6 separate regions of the Homo sapiens genome follow, and regions 2, 3, 4, 5 and 6 are each linked to region 1. A link is a contact called in ENCODE Hi-C data. All regions are on one chromosome and are shown on one strand. The core of a region is the stretch at or near the end of the contact, and the rest is flanking DNA. Distances in the headings are between cores, read along the strand shown. Region 1 overlaps SDCCAG8 (SHH signaling and ciliogenesis regulator SDCCAG8). Region 2 holds the start of EXO1 (exonuclease 1). Region 3 holds the start of ADSS2 (adenylosuccinate synthase 2). Region 4 overlaps ADSS2 (adenylosuccinate synthase 2). Region 5 overlaps PLD5 (phospholipase D family member 5). Region 6 holds the start of SPMIP3 (sperm microtubule inner protein 3).

What was found. Hi-C counts contacts between places; a loop is a spot of excess contacts on that map. Pooled maps may share reads with other maps.
Region 2: a pooled map shows a loop between it and region 1 (3-fold over the local background). The contact joins the promoter of EXO1 here to the enhancer-like site in region 1. A Hi-C loop is called at or near these places in 2 of 168 maps with a recorded cell type or tissue (CD4-positive, alpha-beta memory T cell and naive thymus-derived CD4-positive, alpha-beta T cell) and 8 of 50 pooled maps.
Region 3: a loop to region 1 is called in a pooled map, with 6 times the contacts of the local background. The contact joins the promoter of ADSS2 here to the enhancer-like site in region 1. A Hi-C loop is called at or near these places in 2 of 50 pooled maps.
Region 4: a loop to region 1 is called in a map with no recorded cell type, with 18 times the contacts of the local background. The contact joins two enhancer-like sites. A Hi-C loop is called at or near these places in 2 of 37 single-sample maps with no recorded cell type and 2 of 50 pooled maps.
Region 5: a loop to region 1 is called in a pooled map, with 7 times the contacts of the local background. The contact joins two enhancer-like sites. A Hi-C loop is called at or near these places in 1 of 168 maps with a recorded cell type or tissue (transverse colon), 1 of 37 single-sample maps with no recorded cell type and 3 of 50 pooled maps.
Region 6: a loop to region 1 is called in a pooled map, with 5 times the contacts of the local background. The contact joins the promoter of SPMIP3 here to the enhancer-like site in region 1. A Hi-C loop is called at or near these places in 2 of 50 pooled maps.

What each region holds. Positions count from the first base shown.
Region 1 is chr1:243,311,963-243,315,248 of GRCh38, forward strand. The region is part of intron 8 of SDCCAG8 (SHH signaling and ciliogenesis regulator SDCCAG8); the gene reads left to right. Among named protein-coding and RNA genes, the nearest start is that of MIR4677, 33 kb to the right of the region's middle. Within about 2 kb of position 1,474, at least 5 of the 41 ENCODE cell types and tissues checked have a DNase peak (open chromatin) inside an H3K27ac peak, as active enhancers do.
Region 2 is chr1:241,846,461-241,849,746 of GRCh38, forward strand. It overlaps EXO1 (exonuclease 1), which reads left to right and starts at 1,744. Exons shown (of 16, transcript NM_130398.4): 1 at 1,744-1,893; 2 at 2,271-2,567; 3 at 2,652-2,756. RefSeq lists an enhancer at 1,440-1,779.
Region 3 is chr1:244,450,432-244,453,717 of GRCh38, forward strand. ADSS2 (adenylosuccinate synthase 2) reads right to left here and starts at 1,478. Exons shown (of 13, transcript NM_001126.5): 1 at 1,204-1,478. The coding sequence starts at 1,386. It also overlaps a transcript of CATSPERE not described here. RefSeq lists silencers at 658-937, 1,378-1,867.
Region 4 is chr1:244,408,187-244,411,472 of GRCh38, forward strand. ADSS2 (adenylosuccinate synthase 2) reads right to left here. Exons shown (of 13, transcript NM_001126.5): 12 at 3,101-3,250; 13 at 308-1,452. The coding sequence ends at 1,400. Among named protein-coding and RNA genes, the nearest start is that of ADSS2, 42 kb to the right of the region's middle. Within about 2 kb of position 1,630, at least 2 of the 41 ENCODE cell types and tissues checked have a DNase peak (open chromatin) inside an H3K27ac peak, as active enhancers do.
Region 5 is chr1:242,224,284-242,227,569 of GRCh38, forward strand. The region is part of intron 4 of PLD5 (phospholipase D family member 5); the gene reads right to left. Among named protein-coding and RNA genes, the nearest start is that of MAP1LC3C, 230 kb to the left of the region's middle. RefSeq lists an enhancer at 839-918. Within about 2 kb of position 1,493, at least 3 of the 41 ENCODE cell types and tissues checked have a DNase peak (open chromatin) inside an H3K27ac peak, as active enhancers do.
Region 6 is chr1:244,350,599-244,353,884 of GRCh38, forward strand. SPMIP3 (sperm microtubule inner protein 3) reads left to right here and starts at 2,037. Exons shown (of 5, transcript NM_001012970.3): 1 at 2,037-2,136. RefSeq lists an enhancer at 1-46.

The sequences.
Region 1 (3,286 bases), core at 224-2,723:
CTTAAAGTAAATGTCAACCTACTTAGTTCAATTTTCTGCCTTGTCAGCATATCATTGTCTCATGTTCTGCATTAATGACAGAAAGGATATTAAACCTATTAACACTGAGCGGATTCTGCTTTTATTGTCAATGAATTCTTCTTCTGTATCATTCTCTTGGCCTAACTTAACTAATGCAGAGTGCTGAATATTGAGTGCTATGCTAACTTTGAAGAGTGTCCAGCACCTTTTGGGTTTGGATTTCTAGTTTTATGTATAGTTAGAAGCCTGCCCCCTCCATAAGCTGTTATCATATTACCTGAATGACTTTAACATGGAATGTTTAAAAATGATACCTTAAATATGATAAATCAAAAGTTTCCTTGTAAATGTGGTATTGTGACAGCAGCTTTCAGCTCCTTTGTTGCATCCTTTAGCATTTACTATTTTGAATATATATTCATGAAACAAGAATGGCTTGATGGCCAGGCATGGTGGCTCACACCTGTAATCCCAGCACTTTGGGAGGCTGAGGCAGGTGGATCAGTTGAGATCAGGAGTTTGAGACCAGCCTGGCCATCATGGTGAAACCCCATCTCTACTAAAAATACAAAAATAGCTGGATGTGTTGGTGCACGCCTGTAATCCCAGTTACCTGGGAGGCTGAGGCAGGAGAATTGCTTGAACCTGGGAGGCGGAGGTTGCAGTGAGCCAAGATTGCGCCACTGCACTTCAGCCTGGGCAACAGAGGAAGAACCTGTCTCCAAAAAAAAAAAAAAAAAAATAATGGCTTGTACAGTTGACAAGGAGGGGATCAGGCATGACTTGGAGACCAGGCCACCCATATGTTTCTGGTGGTTTCTTAGGACTCAAGGACTTTTTGGAGAATATACTTAACAACTATTGATGACATTGGATATATTTTTTATGTTGATTTGAAGTCTTCATATTGTTTCCGACCTTTCGCCTTTCACTTGGCCTCTTTATGCCATAAGGGAGGTAAGAGTAACAGTAACCTCTTTTTCTTGCTTAATGATCAAAGTACCTTCACATGGTAACCAAGATGGAACTGCTTAAATTCCTTTCTGTAGCTCACAGTACCTTGGAGAAGTTTATACTTTTCAAAAAAGAGAAAAGATTCCAAGGGTACTTTTCTGGGGCTTTAGTCCAGCTTGTGATTTTGGAGTGGATCATTGGCCTGCTCTGCATAGCTGGCTTTAAAAGACTACAGCAGGAACTTCCCAGAAATGAGGAACAAAGAAATGTTGTAGTCAGCCTTCTAGACTTTCTTTTTAAAAACGGTGTAGTAACACTTATTAGTGATACCTAATAATGCTTAAAATTAATAATAACTGGAGTAATTTAGAAATTATAAGACATTTCTTAGCCACTCCACATTTCAAGGTGGAGCTCATGCATATACATTAGACCAACTCTTTTGCTTAAACACTTGGCTGAGATTGTTAAGGGACTTTCTCAGTCCTTTTGGCCCTGATTGCTGCGCTAAGTTTCTTAAATATTACATGCTCATTAGTGCGTGTAAGTACATGCTTTTCACCCCAGAACACTCATGATCTTTACGTCATCTTTCTGCCTCAGCTGCTCTTTCATCTGGATCATGGAATGTTGCAGGGTTAACACAGTGTTGCTGGCTTTGCGTCAAGAAGCTCCTTGATTACATTCATCAACACATTCACATGGTGTTTCCAAGCACTCATAGAACATTTGCCATGGAGGATGGTAATTTGGAGAACTGCCCTTTCACTCTCACATTGATATGCCACATGTGTCTGTACAGCTTCCCATTGTGAGAGCCTCATTCAGGTGTGGCTCTGGGCTGGACCTGTGGATTGCGGGATCTAGAGCAGGACTGTAGCTAACTGGGCAGTTACCCTGGGTGGCTGGAATCGGCTGTTTCTGAAAGGCAGATTATATAAGTAGCACTGTTAGTCCCAGGGGATAAGTGGGCTAAAAAATGAAAGCTCAGACAAGATGAAGCCAGATGGCCACAGGAATGGAGTAGGAAGCAAGGCCTTGTGTTGAGGAGAGGGGACTGCCAGCCCAGAGCTCTTTCTAAAAAAATTATTTGTGGGGTTGCTTGCTGCTATTTGTTATGTGGACTGGCTGAGTCAAAACAAAACCAAACCAAAACCAAGATTTAGTAACACCTGAGTGAATGAGTAGATAATCCTAAATTGCCAAAATGACTACCTACCTGCAAGCTTCCCAGGTGGGCTCAAAGCTACCTTGAAGCATGCGTTGCATTTGCCTTACAGAAAGGAGGAGTGTGTCAGCCCAGTGGTTACGTGGAGTTTGAGTGTAATCGTTTTGTGGTCTCACTGTTGAATGATGGGCCTAACAAGACATCTGTATATTGGAGTTTTATCTTTGATAATTTTCTGTGGTTCCATAGTCTAAATTTGGTGAGTTAATATTCTGAAACACTTTTGAACCAGAACGACTGAACTCTAGTTTCTAATTCAAAATAGGTAATGTTTTCAGTTTAGATCATGAAATATTAGAACTGAGAGGGAGCTTTACCTCACCTCTTTTGACACCATCCTATAGCAGACTCTTTATTCATTTATTTGTTTTCTTGTTGTTTATTCTGTTGAGCATCTACTGTGTGACAAACACTACTCTTGACAAGAGGATATTCTGAAAATAGATAAAGTCTATTAAACGTAAGTTTCCCATAAGCAGCAAGTTTGTTAGATTTTTATCCTGTTGTGGATCTGTCTGTTTGCATACTTATAAACACTGAGCTTTTTTGATCATTCTTTTTTGAGATGGAGTCTTGCTCTGTCACCTAGGCTAGAGTGCAGTGGCACGATCTCAGCTCACTGCAACTTCCACCTCCCAGGTTCAAGCAATTCTTGTGCCTCAGCCTCCCAAGTAGCTGGGACTACAGGTGCGCACTACCACACCCAGCTAATTTTTGTATTTTTAATAGAGACAGAGTTTCAGCATGTTGGTCAGGCTGGTCTGGAACTCCTGACCTCAAGTGATCCGCCCACCTCGGCCTCCCAAAGTGTTGGAATTACAGGCGTGAGCCACTGCGCCTGGCCTTTTTTGTTCATTCTTTTTCCTTGGAACTTTGGCTTTGGTGACTGCATGGTATCAGGAACAGATAAGAATCTCATTGAATAGTTACTTTTGCTCTTCATTAAGTCTTAGTGATTTAAGAAAGGTGACTGTAAGATGCCTATATTGACTTGCTGTCCTTAAAGAGTGAATTTTTCTTTTCTTTTAGAATCATAGATCCTAACTGGATTGCATATCCTTGATAAAGCTAGACCCCTTTTAC
Region 2 (3,286 bases), core at 494-2,993, 1.5 Mb before region 1:
CATTTATTTCAGCATTTAATAACATGCCATCATGATTTGTGACTTAACTGTCTCATAAACATGTGTTTTGTCTACAGAACTAGATCTTAAGTTCCTTGAAGACACAGGACATCTCTTTATGCCTCCATGCCACCTGGAACTGACAGGCACACTTAAGGCAGTAGTAAATTACTGCACACATTGATGCAAATGGTTTTGTCCTCCCAAAGAGTAAAAATATTCTGTTAGTGAAATGTATTGTAACTAGTGTTTTCTTTTCCAATTTTAGTCTTTGAACACTGCAGCCAAGAATACAGTTTGAAACCTTGGGAGTCAAATTCACAGTAAATACATGAGCCGTTCACAGTGCAGCAAACTCTCATGTTAGTTTTATGACAGATCCAGTGACACTGGAATGGACACCTTTTTGATTTTGGGGTTCCTTCCTAAGACCCCCATGTGTGATATATTCATGGTTGGATTCTAGGTACTGAAGCAGTTACTACAGCTGGATAGTCCAATGAGTGTAAGAAGGCTTCTCTACAAACACATGCTGCCCACATCGAAGTTCCTCTTTAATCTACTGCAGTTTGAAATTGTCCCCCACTTTCTCCAAGAGTCCACTCCAAGCTAGTTTAGGGTTAGGTCTACCATAGCCTTTGGAAGAGGGAGGGAAGATAACTTTTCTCATCTCTCCTAGTCCCAGCTCTAAAGACCAGAACCAGGGAGAAAGCAACACAGCTTTTCCAAACACATTCCCCAAATGTGGCACCTTTTCAACAATTTTAGTAACAAATTTAAGGCATCATAGATGCCTTTAAAATTGGCATGATAGATGTTAGAGTGATCATAAAAAGACTTTAAAAGAGGAAAAGATGTAAAGAACGTAATCAAATGGGGAGCATGTTTAACAATGTGCTCACTTCTTCCCCTTCAATTCCTTGAATTGAGTCTGCATTATCATTCCTATTGATCTTTGAGCCCAGAACATTACTTTGTGGTCTGGCCTAAGGTTTCTTCCAATTTTTTAAATTACAATATCCCTAAGAGGACAGCGACGAGGTCTGGGGTGTTATGAGGATTGGAAACCTAGCCACAAGTGACCATGAAAGTCCAAAATGCCTCTAAAGTCTTTGTCTCTAAGGCCCATTTTCAAGGTCTTGTTATATAGCTAATTTTTCCCCGACTTATGTCAAAAATAAACGAAGCTGGGTTCTAGGTAAAATGGTAGGGGCAGATTTTAATCACTACTACTACTGCAATGGGGAAAAGAACCCAGCGTGAACTGAATTCAATTTCGATTTGTAGAGGCAACCGGGCGTTTTAAAGAGAATGAAGGAATTAGGATGGGACTGATGACGCCGAGGGGGACTGAGCAACTTTTTCAGGTTTGAAAAGCCTCAACATCAACGCGCGACGGCGCTCTTTCAACATCAGCCTCCAGAACTGGGGCTGCAGCCAGGAGGGAACTACAACGCCCAGCAGCCCCGGCGGGTGTAAACACTCCCAACTTCCGAGGCGGTGCTCACCATCGGCCATCAGCGCCAGTGCCACTCGCGCCCTCAAGAAGCCGCACGGAGTTCGGGCCGGCAGCAGCGGCTGCAGTCGTATGGCAGTGAGCCGCTGTCTACCCAGCGAGACGGAGAGCTCAGGACGCAACCCTATGAGTTGGAAGCCGCAGGAGGCGGAACCGGGTTGCGGGATACGCGTTGACGTCACATCCTCTGGGCGGGGCCGCAAGGAACCCGCGCAAATTGAAAGGTCAGCCTTTCGCGCGCTGTGTAGGCAAGTTACCCGTGTTCTGCGTTGCCGGCCGTGGGTGCTCTGGCCACAGTGAGTTAGGGGCGTCGGAGCGGGTTTCTCCAACCGCAATCGGCTCCGCTCAAGGGGAGGAGGAGAGTCCCTTCTCGGAAGGTGAGAGGAGCGGGCTGTGCGGAGGCTAATGGGTGGGTTCCCTTGGGGGTCGACCTGCGCGTCACCTCCGACCCTCCTCTCGGGATTCGGGTCTTCCAGGAAGGGAAGGAGAGGGTCTGGCGTGATCTTCCCAACCCAACAGCGGAGCCCTTAGCCTGAGTGGAGTATGTGTTTTGTTCCGAGGGGACGTCTGGCAACCAGAGGTCTGCAGTTCAGTGAACGGAGGGAGATAAGAGAGCAGACGATTCCGGGCTGGAGCAGGCGCCAGGGTTGCCAGACTTACCTCATTTTTCCGCAGAAGCTGGCAGTCCAGGTTTTACATGCAATCTCTCCACCTTTAAATGTTGACAAGTACATTTTCCCATAATATTTTGCAGGCCTAAGGAAACGTGTCGTCTGGAATGGGCTTGGGGGCCACGCCTGCACATCTCCGCGAGACAGAGGGATAAAGTGAAGATGGTGCTGTTATTGTTACCTCGAGTGCCACATGCGACCTCTGAGATATGTACACAGTCATTCTTACTATCGCACTCAGCCATTCTTACTACGCTAAAGAAGAAATAATTATTCGAGGATATTTGCCTGGCCCAGAAGAAACTTATGTAAATTTCATGAACTATTATATCCGTTTTCCTCGGAGTGAGAGAAAACTCTTTTTAGATATCATCTGAGAGGTAAGAGACTGTTTTTCTGAAACTGTGGCTTGAGGACCACCTGCATCCAGATTAACTGCTTTGTTTAAAATTCATTCACAGCAGAACTAGTGAATCCCAGTCACTGAGTGGAGTTGAGAGTCTAAGAACCTCTGAAATTTGAGAACTGCTGGACCAGAGCCTTTAGAGCTCTGATAAGGTGTCAACAGGGTAAAGCTGCCTCCTGATCCTGTACTTTCTTTCTTCCTTTCCTTCCAAACTTAACGTTTGATAGGAGAGATTTGTATTATGAAATGCTAAGCAACTGCTCAGTGCCCATTACTGACTTTTTATTGTAGAGTGGGGGGAGGTCGTTTCATCAGAAAGGGTTGTGACAGTTCCAGAATCTCTGTATAGAAAGGGCTTAGGGGGCTGCAACCGGAATGGAAGGGGGTGGAAAGTTAAAGCATTTGTCTTGAAGCTGTATTTGCATAGCAGACGCAGTTTCACAGTTCTTTAGGGTAGCTTTCAGAGAGGCTGATGGAGTTGCCCCTGGGCGCCACCACTGTTTATTACCAGAATGTTCGTGCTTAGAATAATGCGTTCTAATAGCAGTGAATTTCAGTCCTAAAAAAGTACAGGATCATTTCTGTAATTCTTTTTGAATTTTTCCTTTGTTTTTTAATTGAAATACTTACCTTCCTACAAACTGTTTTGAGTTTCTACTCCTATTTGAATTTGCACGTTGACCCTTATGATTA
Region 3 (3,286 bases), core at 228-2,727, 1.1 Mb after region 1:
AAATCAGAGAATATTTGCAGTATTTGCATTTAGCTTTTTAACATACCTGTGATTTCATTGTTTCTGCATGCTCAAAATGGTATTCAAGGGGGCCTATAACTTACTAGAACATATACAGCATGGCACCATCATATCATGCCATGCATGTTCAAAAACAAATATTCTTGCAACCTAAACAGATAGCAGTTAACTTCAAATATTACATTATGCTTTGTTTTGAAAGTGGTTATTGCTCATCTGCTTAGAATTTTGAAACTGGAGAGAGTTATCTGAGAGCCTTTACAAAGGCCTTACCCTGTATGCTGCGTCAAAGGAAACGACAAATAGGAAGAAAGGTTACACTGAAAACCACGTGTCTCCCGTTAGAAGTACATTACCACCTCGTTTTCCGAAAGTTCACTTTCGATGTCACCTTAACAATGCAAATATTTATTTCCAAATACTCAATTTGACATCCATGTATTTACTTCCCTCACTTTTTTTGAACAGAGAAGGGATTCCTTCCTCTGGGACCAACTAGTAAAAGTAATTTCTCCTTAACTTTCATGTATGGAGCACACTGTAAAAACAAAAACAAAAACAAGAAACTCAGGGCCCTAAAACAACAGTCCAAAGCCCAGAGGTGGGTGGGTTTGGATGTCAACAAAGTGGACCAGAGGAAGCAAAGCACTGCATGCCACGGTCCTGCAGATGGGGGATCGGTGAGTCTGATTTCAGGACGTTTCGAAACAATCCACTCCCACTCCGCCGCCCTGGGCGGGGCGGGGGGGCGGTGATGGGGGGTTCTGCCGTCGCGCCGGGTCTCCGCCCGCAGTCGGAAGAGTTGGGAGCAGGCCTCGGGCGGTAGCTCCTCAAACTCGGACCGCATCCCACCTCCACCCCGGCCTCAGTCCCGGCGCTGAGCACCACTCGCCAGACGCAAAACTGCAACTGCCAGGCATCGCGCATCTCTCAAAGGCTCCCCGCCAGCCCACCTCTTCCTCCAGGGCCACCCCAAGTTTCACCCGACGCTCCAGGTCAGGGGTCCCCGACCTCCCGCCATTTCTCCACGTAGCCGCAGCTCAGGACAGGAGGAGAGAGCCTCAAGGTGACACCTCATTTTGGCCAGTGGATCCGGGTTCTGGGTCCGAGTTCCCGGGCACCAGGAGCCAGGCAGCCCGAGCTCCCGGGCCCGGCTTCCCATGAGAGGCCCCGTCGCCTCACCTGGCAGCGGCACACGATGTCGGCGTCCTGCGCCAGCAGGTCCACCACCTTCCCTTTGCCTTCGTCGCCCCACTGCGCACCGAGCACCACCGTCACCCGGTTTCCTCCGGGCCGCGCCCTGGGGCGGCCGCAATCGCCGTTGGGCAGGGAGGATGCCGCCGGGTAGGTCTCGGCGAACGCCATGGCTCCAGTGACGCGAGGAGAGCCCGAAGGAGAGGCGGCCGGCGAGGAGTGAGCGAACTGAACTGCTCTGCGGCCGCCAGCCACATGCAGAGGAAGAAGGAGCCAGAGGCCGGCCCCGCCCCCGCCCCGCCGGGCCGCCACCCTCCAGCCAGTCCCCGCCCCGCTCTCCGCCACAGCCCGCTCAAGGGGGTACCATGACTGCCCCGCGCAGGCCGGCCTCGGCAGCACCGCCCGCAGGAAGAGGCCCTGGTGGCGGCAACGGCCGCCACCCCGGACCGAGGCCACGCCCCTTCCGCGGCCTGGCGCGCCACTCCCGTGCAAACCTCGCGAGCGGAAAAGGTCAGGGGCGGGGCTTCGAGAGCGCTTCTCCTTCAGCACCCCGCCTACCCGCTCTACCTCTCGCTTTCAAACTGGAGAGGCGCGGAAGCGCGTGTGGAGCGTCGGACTACAAATCCCAGCATGCAACGCTCTGGGCTGCGGCGGTGTATTCTGGGGCCACTGTGTCTGCCATCTGCAGGTTTGTCTGGATTTGTCTTTATTAAGGAATGAATGTGTACAAAATACAAACTGTGGAATTTCGCAGTACAAACAGCATAAAATCGGAACGTGTAAGTGTAGAATTGGAAATTAAAAGTCCGGAAGTAACAGAGATGGGGACAGGGATCAAAAAAGACAAAATTCAAAAGTAAGGCAATAAGATAAAGGACATGAGACCTGAAATCAATAGATCAAATAAAGTCCTAATCCTCATTTTACATAGTAGTAACAAAGGCTCAGAGAGGAGGAGTGGATTACCTATGTCGCATATAGTACATATATGCAGATACCGTCATGCACTTCTTTATTTTTTAATCCCCACAACCATATAAGGTAGGTGATCCTCTATTATCCTTATTTTACAGGATTTAAAAGCTGGGTAACTTGCCCTAGTGAGGCTTGAATTGGTACTTCGATAATCTAAGTCCAGAGCCCATGTCCTTCCTGTAGATTCCACTGTCTCTCAGTTACATTTGTAACTAGATTCTGGTGTATACCTACTGTTCATCTAATGCCCTTTCGACACCAACACAAATTAACTATGATGTTTAATTCTGATAAAAGGTGCTTCGAAAAAAAGTGGGAATGGAATCACATTATATGTACCGTCTCCCAAATCGCCTGTACATACTGTATGTTCACTAATGGTCCCTAGAGTACACTTTAGTATTTTATTTCTAGTCAATGAGTTAAGTCAGGAACATTGAGAACCTGCTATTAACTAACTAAGTGTCCTGGGCACTGATAACATAGGAGAAATAAAGATACAATTCAGCCCTCAAGGATTCAAATTATTTGGTCTATTGATTAGTAAACAATTATAATACTATGTGATAATTGTTGTCTATCTTGGCCTTATTACAAGATCACAAACATTTTGGAAACAAGAATGCCATCTATTTCTTTCTAGTCAAATGCCCGAGGTAGTGTTGGGCAGATAGTAGATACTGAATAAGCACACCTTACTAGTCATTTCCATTCAATTTTTTAAAATCATTTATGGGAGACTGATTTGAGTAATAATAAAACTCTGGTTTCCTGCACAGCCAGCTCTACATGAATTACTCTTTCTCTATTGCCATTTGCCTGTCTTGATGAATTGGCTCTGTCTAGGCAGTGGACAAGGTGAACCCCTTGGGCGGTTACAAATTTGGGGGCTTGTCTGGCATTGCCTTTGTGGCTACCTACTCGTGGTTCAGTGGCCCCCCTCCAGCAATGGATCCAGAAGCCTGCCCAAGCGGCCACCCAGTTCTCTTGGACTGGGGGCTGACTCTGGTACTCTCTCTACTGGTGGGGTGCTGCCAACCCAGTGTGCATGGATTTAATTGCAATGGAGAAATAGCCCCGGGGAGACGTCCCTTAA
Region 4 (3,286 bases), core at 380-2,879, 1.1 Mb after region 1:
ACTAAAAATACATTTTAACAGTGCAATACTTGCAACCAAGATAAGAATGCAGACTTTAAAAGCCCATTCATTCTCTATTAAACAGAAATTATATATTCATTATAAATTATTTTTACATGTAAGTCATTACTATCAGTAATTGGCTTGTAGGATAATCTGTATTGTTCTTTATACTTATTGAGTCTAACGATACTGCTCCTATTTGAGAATTTTTCTTGAACTAAGTATTACACTACAGAGATAAAGCTCCTTCCTATATACTATTACTAACCTCTCTTAGTAGAACAAAAACACAATACGCAAAGCATACTAGAAATATTTGGTTCTTTTAATCAGCTATTCATGGTGTAATAAAATAAATTTAAGTGGCACCTAATTTAACATTTAAAATAGTTCATTAAAAGATAATCTACAAAACAATGTTATGCCTAATTGTCAAAATAACACCTTTTTTTTTTCAAGAAAGGAGAAATAAAGGCATAATCAAAATTATGGCTAACAACGTGGGTTCATTTTGACACTTACAGATGATTCTGTAGGCATATCGGCAGGCACGATGTTGAAAACCAATCCACTAGATTTAAAATTAATGGTAAGATAAAAAAGAAAAGATACACATTTCAGAGGTAATGTTTGAAATTAAAGAAAAATATCCACCATATATTACAACAGATCTTTTAATGACTATTTTTAACATAAAGATTGTTGTTTTGGGAAACATCTATTCTCTTTGAACATTTCACTAAATTTTCAATGTATTAAATAACTGACAGAAATAAGTTCTGTGTTCTGTACAAATTAAAGGTCCCATGAATACATAACCCCCTCCCAGCCCCACCAAAGCTCAATTTTGCATGGTTTCAGCAGAAAATAGACAGCCCAAAATTTAAACAGAATTCATAGCATTACAAAAGTTTACAGAACCCCTATGTTTTCATCATTTGTTTCTAACAACAAAGATTACAATGACAGAACTGAATGATCAGAATGTAAAAATATTTGTGCAAAACTGCATTAATTGTTCTTACCATCTAATAGGGGTAAAACTTAAGAACACGCAATGACAATAATGAAGAAAAACTACATTAAAAGTAATTCTACTTTTGATATCAAACAACATGGATTATACTATTACTAAACATTGAAAAAAAAAACGTGGCACCATGAGAGCAGCAGGAGCAACAAATGATTTGGCAATTCCAGCTAAAGAAAGCTGACACTGGAATATGCCAAAGTTAATCTCCACAGTAGGCATCCATCTGAAAAGACTGGAAACAACTGTAGGGCTTCAAACTTACTTCAGTGTCTTTATTCTTGAATTTGCAGGTCATAAATGAAATATTTAAGAAAGTCTTTTCCCCTCCCTCTCAAGGAGTGTTTCTTGCATTACTGGCAATCATTAAAAGAGTTGAATCATAGATTCTCTGGATTTACCAACACCAATCCACTTAACTAGGAGAATACAAAGAGAAAAGGAATTGAATCAATTCATCTCTAATGTTCACTCGTTGGGATTAAAACAGGTAGTCCCCTACTTTTCTCAGTATCACCATAACTTTTCCCTATGTGCCTTTTTGCTGTTCTCTATTCTGTTAGCAGACTGTGCCGATTTCTAAACAGGATGTACAAATAAGACCCAGCACAGGACAGTATGCCTTACTGTTCCCTTTTTAACTGTGCAATATTTTCACTTTCCTAATGACTTAGGATAGTAAAATATTGACCAACACCAGCAGAGACCTACAGAAAGTTGGTGATCAAGTTCCTGATAACAGGCCAAGATAAGCATCTTCAACATCTAGATGAGAATATGATTTTAACTTGCACAGCCTCAGAAACTGCCCACTACAGGAGTCTATGGAAATCGAATCATCTGCATCACATGGTTTCAGATTATTTGCAGAATTGCCAGCTTCCATAAGGTACTGTTAGGATCAACCTTCGTGGTATTTTACAGATTTTTGTTAGACTCACTGCTGTTTATATTTCAAGAAAATGCTGACCAAGAGCAGTAAGCAAATATGCTTACTAAATTTGACATCATGCTGGGAGGGGCAACTAGTAATTTGGAAAACAAGAATCATGCTGGAAACGAAGCACAAGGCAAAAGAGATTTTACACGGAGGACACATCCCACACACTTCACTTTTTCTTATGTTTCAAATATCCATCAATGCCAACAAAACGATACAAGGAAAAAGCCATCTGTTAAAAGAATGACTTCACATAACTAGATACAGCCATACGTTGTTATGCCTAACTCCCTCGCCATCTTATATTTGTTCTTTAATAAATAGGCTTAATTATTTTTAAAAATTTTTTCTTACATTTTTTTCTAGTGAGATTTCCCATTTTCTATACCAATTATTTCCCAGTGTATATTCAGGAAACTCCAAATCTCAAGGGTAATTTAACCCAAACAAACCATAAACCATTTTTAACCCCCCAAAAACACACAACATTTTTTGTGGTGGTAGAGATACATGAGGATTTGTTATTAAGAGGGAGAAGTGAATGAGACAATGTCACAGGATAAAAAAAAAACAGACTAAGAATTAAAGACAGGGTCAGAAAGGGTGAGAAGTAATCTATTATCTTCTATTTAAAGATGAGCATCGTATTTACTTTAAGGAATAAAAATATTACTTTGTATCTTCCTGGGCATTTATGCAAATCATGTGCACTCTGTAAAGTAACAATGATCTTTCCTTTATTCTATTTCAAAGGCACATAGGCAAGTTAAAAGAAAAGACAGTTGGCCGGGCATGCTGGCTCATGCCTGTAATCCCAGCACTTTGGGAGGCTGAGGTGGGCAGACCAAGAGGTCAGGAGAGACCAGCCTGGCCAACATGGTGAAACCCCGTCTCTTACTAAAAATACAAAAATTAGCCAGGCGTGGTGGCGCGCACCTCTAATCCCAGCTACTCGGGAGGCTGAGGTAGGAGAATAGCTTGAACCCAGGAGGCAGAGGTTGCAGTGAGCCGAGATCCCGCCACTGCACTCCAGCCTGGGACAGAGCGAGACTCCGTCTCAAAAAAAAAAAAAGAAAAAAGAGAGAGAGAGAAAAGAAAAAACTTATTCACAAAGTGTTTATGTTTACCTGGAATTTGAAGCTCATCTTCAATAAATCGAACATAGTTTTGTGCATTAACAGGTAGTTCTTTAAACGCCCTTGCATTTGATATGTCTGTGTTCCATCCTGGGAGAGTCTTATATTGAACTTCAACTTTATTTAAGACTTCTTGGTTTGCTAAAAGTTAAAGAGGACATTTATTCATGGCACACA
Region 5 (3,286 bases), core at 243-2,742, 1.1 Mb before region 1:
TAAAAATTTGACAAATTTTTATAGAAGAGATGACTTTAATTTCTACTTCTAAAATAATTTTAGGCCTTTTTTTTACAATGTCACATATTTTTTAAAAATATATAGAATGCCACAATTTTATGAGCACTAACAGAAACACTTCAGATTTTTTTTCTATAGTTATTTTTATGACCCAGAAAACAGGGATCCTATATATTAAAGAGTTATTATGTTAAAATGACAGCAAGAGCTATGCATAAGAAACATGGAGTAATTTATGAGAGCCGCTCGTCAATATTCACGGGGGTTATTCAAGCTTAGTATCCACATGCAAAAGAATGCTGAAAACCAGCCCCTTTGTCCTGTTACTGGTTTCCTTTTCTCCATGGGAATCAGCAGCTCACAGGAAGCCTTTTCTAAAATTCTGTGCTAGACTATTCAGAGCCAACAAAGGCTTCACATTACCAAATAGTTAATATGTTCAAAACTAATATGTAGGTTAGTGACAGTTTTTAAATCCAATTACCATTAGAAAACCACAGGTTTTAAGAAAATTATTTTCCATTTATATTAAGGTACAATTTACTTGTAGTAAAATTCACCCTTTTGAGCATATAAGGGTTTTGAAAGAGAGTCGTGTGACCATCACCGCAATCAGAATGCAAAACAGTGTCATCGTCCCCAGGCTTCTTTTGCAGTATCTTCCTCTTCAAACCCCAGCCCTTGGCAACTACGCAGCAGGATTTTTTGCGTGTGTGCCTATAGTTTTCCTTTTGTAAGAATGTCATACAAATTGAGTCATAGAGTATGCAGCCCTCTGAATCCTGCCTCTCACTTAGCATAATGCACGTGAGACCCATTCATGCTGTCATGTGGAACAGTGGTTTCTCTTTGCTGTTGAGTGATGTTCCATGGTATGGAATGCATCACAAATAGCGCATGTGAGACCCATTCATGCTATTGTGTAGAACAGTGGTTTGTTTCCCTTTGCTGCTCAGTGATATTTCATGGTATGGAATGCACCACACATAACGCATGTAAGACCCATGCATGCTGTCGTGTGGAACAGTGGTTTGTTTCTCTTTGCTGTTGAGTGATATTTCATGGTATGGAATGCACCACACATAACGCACGTGAGACCCATTCATGCTGTTATGTGGAACAGTGGTTTCCCTTTGCTGTTGAGTGATATTTCATGGTATGGAATGCACCACACATAACGCATGTGAGACCCATTCATGCTGTCATGTGGAACAGTGGTTTCTCTTTGCTGTTGAGTGATATTTCATGGTATGGAATGCACCACACATAACGCATGTGAGACCCATTCATGCTGTCATGTGGAACAGTGGTTTCTCCTTGCTGTTGAGTGATATTTCATGGTATGGAATGCACCACACATAACGCACGTGAGACACATTCGTGCTGTAGTGTGGAACAGTGGTTTGTTTCTCTTTGCTGTTAAGTGATATTTCATTGTATGGAAGGCACCACAGTTTGCTTATCCATTCTCCAGTTGAGAAACATTTGGGTAGTTTCCACTTACTGGTGATGACAAATAAAGCTGCCGCAAACACTCATGCATACATTTTTGCAAGAATGTAGTTTTCATTTCACTTGGGTAAATACCTAGGAGTGAGACTGCTGAGTCATATGGTAAATATATGTTTAACTTTATAAGAAACTGCCAAACTGTTTACCCAAAGCGTCTGTACCAGTTTGCATTCCCACCAGCAATATCTGTTAGTCTAAGTCATTCTGTATCCTTGCCAGAACCTGGTACTACATTTATATAAAGTTTTTCCTTTAAATATTATAGACTTCTGAGATCAGAAAATATCTTTAAATCTGGCTTCATTTAATTAAATATATTTTTAAGACAGCTTTGAAAGTATATTAAGTATGATTAACCATTTTTTGCTTTTATAGATTTCTTTTCTAACAGGAAAAAAAATATGTGTCAGTTTCTCTGTGTGCAGCCCCTGACCCATTGCCCAGAGATCTCCGGATGTCAACCGAGAGATGCATACATCACAATGTGACGCGTCAGGACCATGGCCTAGTGGCTGCGCACAGCTGCTGGTGATGAGTCCAGATCTCTGCAGATCCTCCTACTTTCGGCCCCGCAGTCTACTTGTTTAACTGATGATTCATAGGCATTATTAGTAACTCAAAATAATCTTTTTTGATGCCAAAACCAAAAAGTGATAAATCAAGAGTATATCCTTTCTATTGTTGCTTTATAAAATACTTTCATGCTATCCAGGCAGTCCTAATTAAATCTTAAACAACAAACAAGGCTAAGGTTCAGAACTAGAAATGTTAAGCTACAAATATGCTAACTGATGATGTGAAAATCAGGTCCCAGTTGGTCGTACTAATCAAGATAAAGTGATGCGGCTAACCTCCAGGTTTTACCCGCTTCTTGGGAAGTCAAATGTTAAAAATCAGGAAACTCCAAATTACTCATTATAACTCCTTTGAGCTTTAACAGAGACGCTTCATTGAAATTTAATAGAGAATGTCCCTGGTTTTGGAGGGGTTCTGTTTCTTTACTAAACTGTTCTTAGGATAGTAACCAAAATATCGTACTTTATTTTGTGCTTACGTATTTCAATGGAAATAATTCTGTGTTAAAATTTAAGAGAGAAAATGAAAATATTAACTAAAAGGTTATTAAAATTTTTTTAAAGAAAAAAGTATAATGCCATGATGAATTGAAAATTAATGTTACTACTTTGAAGAATCAAGTTGATTGTATGTACACACATTTTAAAAGGAGTATATTCTTGAGAGCCTTCCTCTACCAAGACTTTCTAGCATTAAACTTGTTTATCATAGATCTGTTCCAAATCCCATGTGGTAGAGTTAGTAACTATCTCATCTATAGATTATTCTTTTTGAGGACACTAATGTTTGCTTTATAGTCAGATTTCAGAGTCCCTCACCATTTTGATTTTTATTTTTTTTTAAGAGATGGTCTCCCTATATTGCTCAGGCTGGCCTTGAACTCCTGGGTTAAAGCGATCCTCCAGCCATAGCCTCATAAGTAGCTGGGACTATAGGCATAAGCACCACACCTGGCCTCAACACTGCTCTGTTTGTTTGTTTTGTTTTGGAGACAGAGTGTCTCGCTCTGTCACCCAGGCTGGGGTGCAGTGGTGCGATCTTGGCTCATTGCAACCTCTGCCTCATGAGTTCAAGCAATTCTCATGCCTCAGCCTCCCAAGTAGCTGGGACTACAGGCACACACCGCCACATCCTGCTAATTTTTATATTTTAGTAGAGATGGGGTTTCACTGTGTTG
Region 6 (3,286 bases), core at 787-3,286, 1.0 Mb after region 1:
GTGAGCCACCACGCCCGGCTTAAGTGAAAGTTTTAACACTTGCTTCCCTACAGAATGCCAGGGGCTAGCCCTACTCCACCTCCCACCGGTAAGGAGGACTTTACTGATAGCCTGCTGGTGTGACCTGCACGTATATATCCAGATGGCCTGAAGTAACTGAAGAATCACAGAGGAAGTGAAATTTAAATGGCCTGTTCCTGCCTTAACTGATGACATTCCACTACAAAAGAAGTGAAAATGGCCGGTCCTTGCCTTAACCGATGACATTACCTTGTGAAATTCCTCCTCCTGGCTCATCCTGGCTCAAAAAGCTCCCCCACGGAGCACCTTGTCACCCCCACTCCTGCCCGCCAGAGAACAACCCCCCTTTGACTGTAATTTTCCTTTACCTACCCAAATCTTATAAAACGGCCTCACCCCTATCTCCCCTTTGCTGACTCTCTTTTCGGACTCAGACGGCCTGCACCCAGCTGATTAAAAAGCTTTATCGCTCACACAAAGCCTGTTTGGTTGTCTCTTCACACGAACGCGAGTGAAACTTTCTTCTTTGTACTTTCTGTTATATTGCCAGGTATGTCTTACGTAAAGAACATGGGGATTTTTTGTTCATTTTTTTTCCTCAGTGAAGAATACTGGTTATTACTCTTAAAACGCCTTTGACGTCAAATAGCTGGATTCAAATCATAGATTCATTACGGCCTCGTTGTGTGACTGTTAGGCAAGTTCCGTAGCTTCTTCTCTTAGCCTTCATTTCAAATAGAAATACTTCATTTTCAAAAGAGAATCTCCTTCCATGGTGGTGGTGGAGATTCTAGATGGTGTGTGTCTAATAGCTAAAAAAACGTGTGGTGCTCACTCAACAAATCAAACCAATTTATCCTTTCTCTTAGTGTGGTTCCAGTTTGTTGCTTCTGTCCTCATATATTTATTTAAGTTTTCCCTAGCTTATCTGCTTTCAACAAAATGCTGTCACCAAGACTCTGTCATTACATTATTTTATGCCTGTTCCATGTAGGTTAAGCTCCCAGCAGGAACCCAGCCTGGCCCCTGGTCTCTCCTGAGTGCCTTCTGGAATCTTATGGAAATATTTTACATTCTAACCTGCAAACTGTATATAAGTGAGAAGTGTCCCTGTTTCCAGGACAACCTACTGTAGATAATGCCAGTGTTGGCTGGGTGTGGTGGCTCACGCCTGTAATCCCAGCACTTTGGGAGGCCGAGGCGGGAGGATCATGAGGTCAGGAGATCGAGACCATCCTGGCCGTGGTGAAACCCCGTCTCTACTAATATACAGAAACTTAGCCGGGCGTGGTGGCACGCGCCTGTAGTCCCAGCTACTCAGGAGGCTGAGGCAGGGGAATCGCTTGAATCCGGGAGGCAGAGCTTGCAGTGAGCCGAGATTGTGGCACTGTACTCCAGCCTGGGCAACAGAGACTCCATCACAAAAAAAAAAAAAGAAAAAAAAATGCCAGTGTTTCGTTTTGGTTTGGTTTGGTTTTGACAGAGGTTGGTCAGAATAAATATTTTTGCCACTCTCTTCTTCTCAGGTTATGGCTTGCTTCTATATAGTGGTGCTGTTGTGATACTCCATGGATTGGTTTGCAGCATATTTTTAAATAATTAAAATTATCCTTTGATACCTGCAAAGGAGCAGGTTGGAGCCTGACCTAACCTTGGACAAGGCGGGGCTGGCCTCATCTGCCCCTCGTGCCAAACCATCCTTCCTCAATTCCAGCTTGCAAAGGGCAGGACTCCTCAGTGTGGCACCACCCAGATTTTCACCTTACGTTGTCCTTGGGACAATCTTTACAGGAAAGCAAGCTCTAGTGATTAGATAGCCTGGTTATTTGCCTACATGATTTTCCTTTTCACAGTAATTTTTGCCCCTTCTTTCATGTGCAGCTGGTCTCTCCCTAGAGACCAAAGGAGCACTCTTTTTCTAAGCCCAGGACCTGAAAGGCATTGCCTGGCAAAACCTTGCAAGCCAGTGTGCGTCACAATACCCTTTGAATGATGTAAAGGAATCAGGCCCTGCCACTCTGCAGTTGATCCAGCAGCAGGAGGCAGCTGTACCCATCACTGTCCTCAGAGTACTTTTAAGAACAAGGAGGTCTCTGCCCACGGCAGCCCAAGCAGGTAATAGCGGTTGGTTGTTACTGCCTGTACCTCTCTCTCGCCTCATTTAGAGGTTGCATTACTAAATGGTTGACTGCATTTCAAATATTTTAGAGACAGGAACTCACAACATAAAGAAACTTCATGGCAAGCCTTTTGGTAAAGCAAAAATGTCTTTTGGAAAGTGAATACTCATCTCTCTCAACTTTGAATTCTTGTCATAGTTTTAACTCAACGTGTCTTTTTTTTCTTAGAAACGGGTACACCTATATTAAATAAGATAATTGGTTCTCTGTGATACAAGAAGACCTAGGTTTTAAAAACTGTGAACTAGATTAACAGGTTACTGAGTTAGCTGATCGATTGATTTATTCACTCATTCTGAAGTATGCATCAAGCACTCCTTGGACAGCGAACACTTTGCAAGAGAATGAGTTAGGAGAAGGACAAAGAGAGTGAAGATCGTGGCCACCAAACGAAGTGGTCCCCAACATCTAGGAGCTCACATTTTACCTGAAGAGACAAAGTGCTGTATAAAACAGATGTCTTGGCCAAGCGTGGCGGCTCACACCTATAATCCCAACACTCTGGGAGGCCGAGGTGGGAGAATCACTTGAGCCCAGGAGTTTGAGACCAGCCCGGGCAACGTAGCAAGGTCCTGTCTCTGTTTAAGAAAACAAACAACAACAACAACAACAAAAAACCCAGATGTCTCGTTGTTTGAAGAATTTCTAGAACCTTATCCAAAGCCTGGTGGAGAGTTGTCACTAATTTTTCTTAAATAATAAAATGAATAAATCAATTCAGAAACCAATAAACCAAAAAGGAAAGGACTCAGAACCAAAATGCGTAGGAGAATCTCCCAGGGGCTCTGGGAATTCACAGGAGGGAAATGGGCCATTTGAAACTCAGAAGAGAGGCCTCCTAGGGAACGTATGTAGGACCTGAACAAAGCCCTGAAGAATGGGCTTAATTTAGGCTAGAGAAGGAAAAAAGAAAGAGTATTCAGGCAGCAGAATTCATTACAGAACTGGTGAGAGTCAGGGGAGAAGGGAACCAACCTTCCTGAACTGGGAAAACTGCCTGCCTGAGAAAACAGAAGCAACAGGGGACTATCAAAGTAACTCATTGCTGCGAGCCCTCTTCTAAACAGCCTCTCATCGCACAGGCT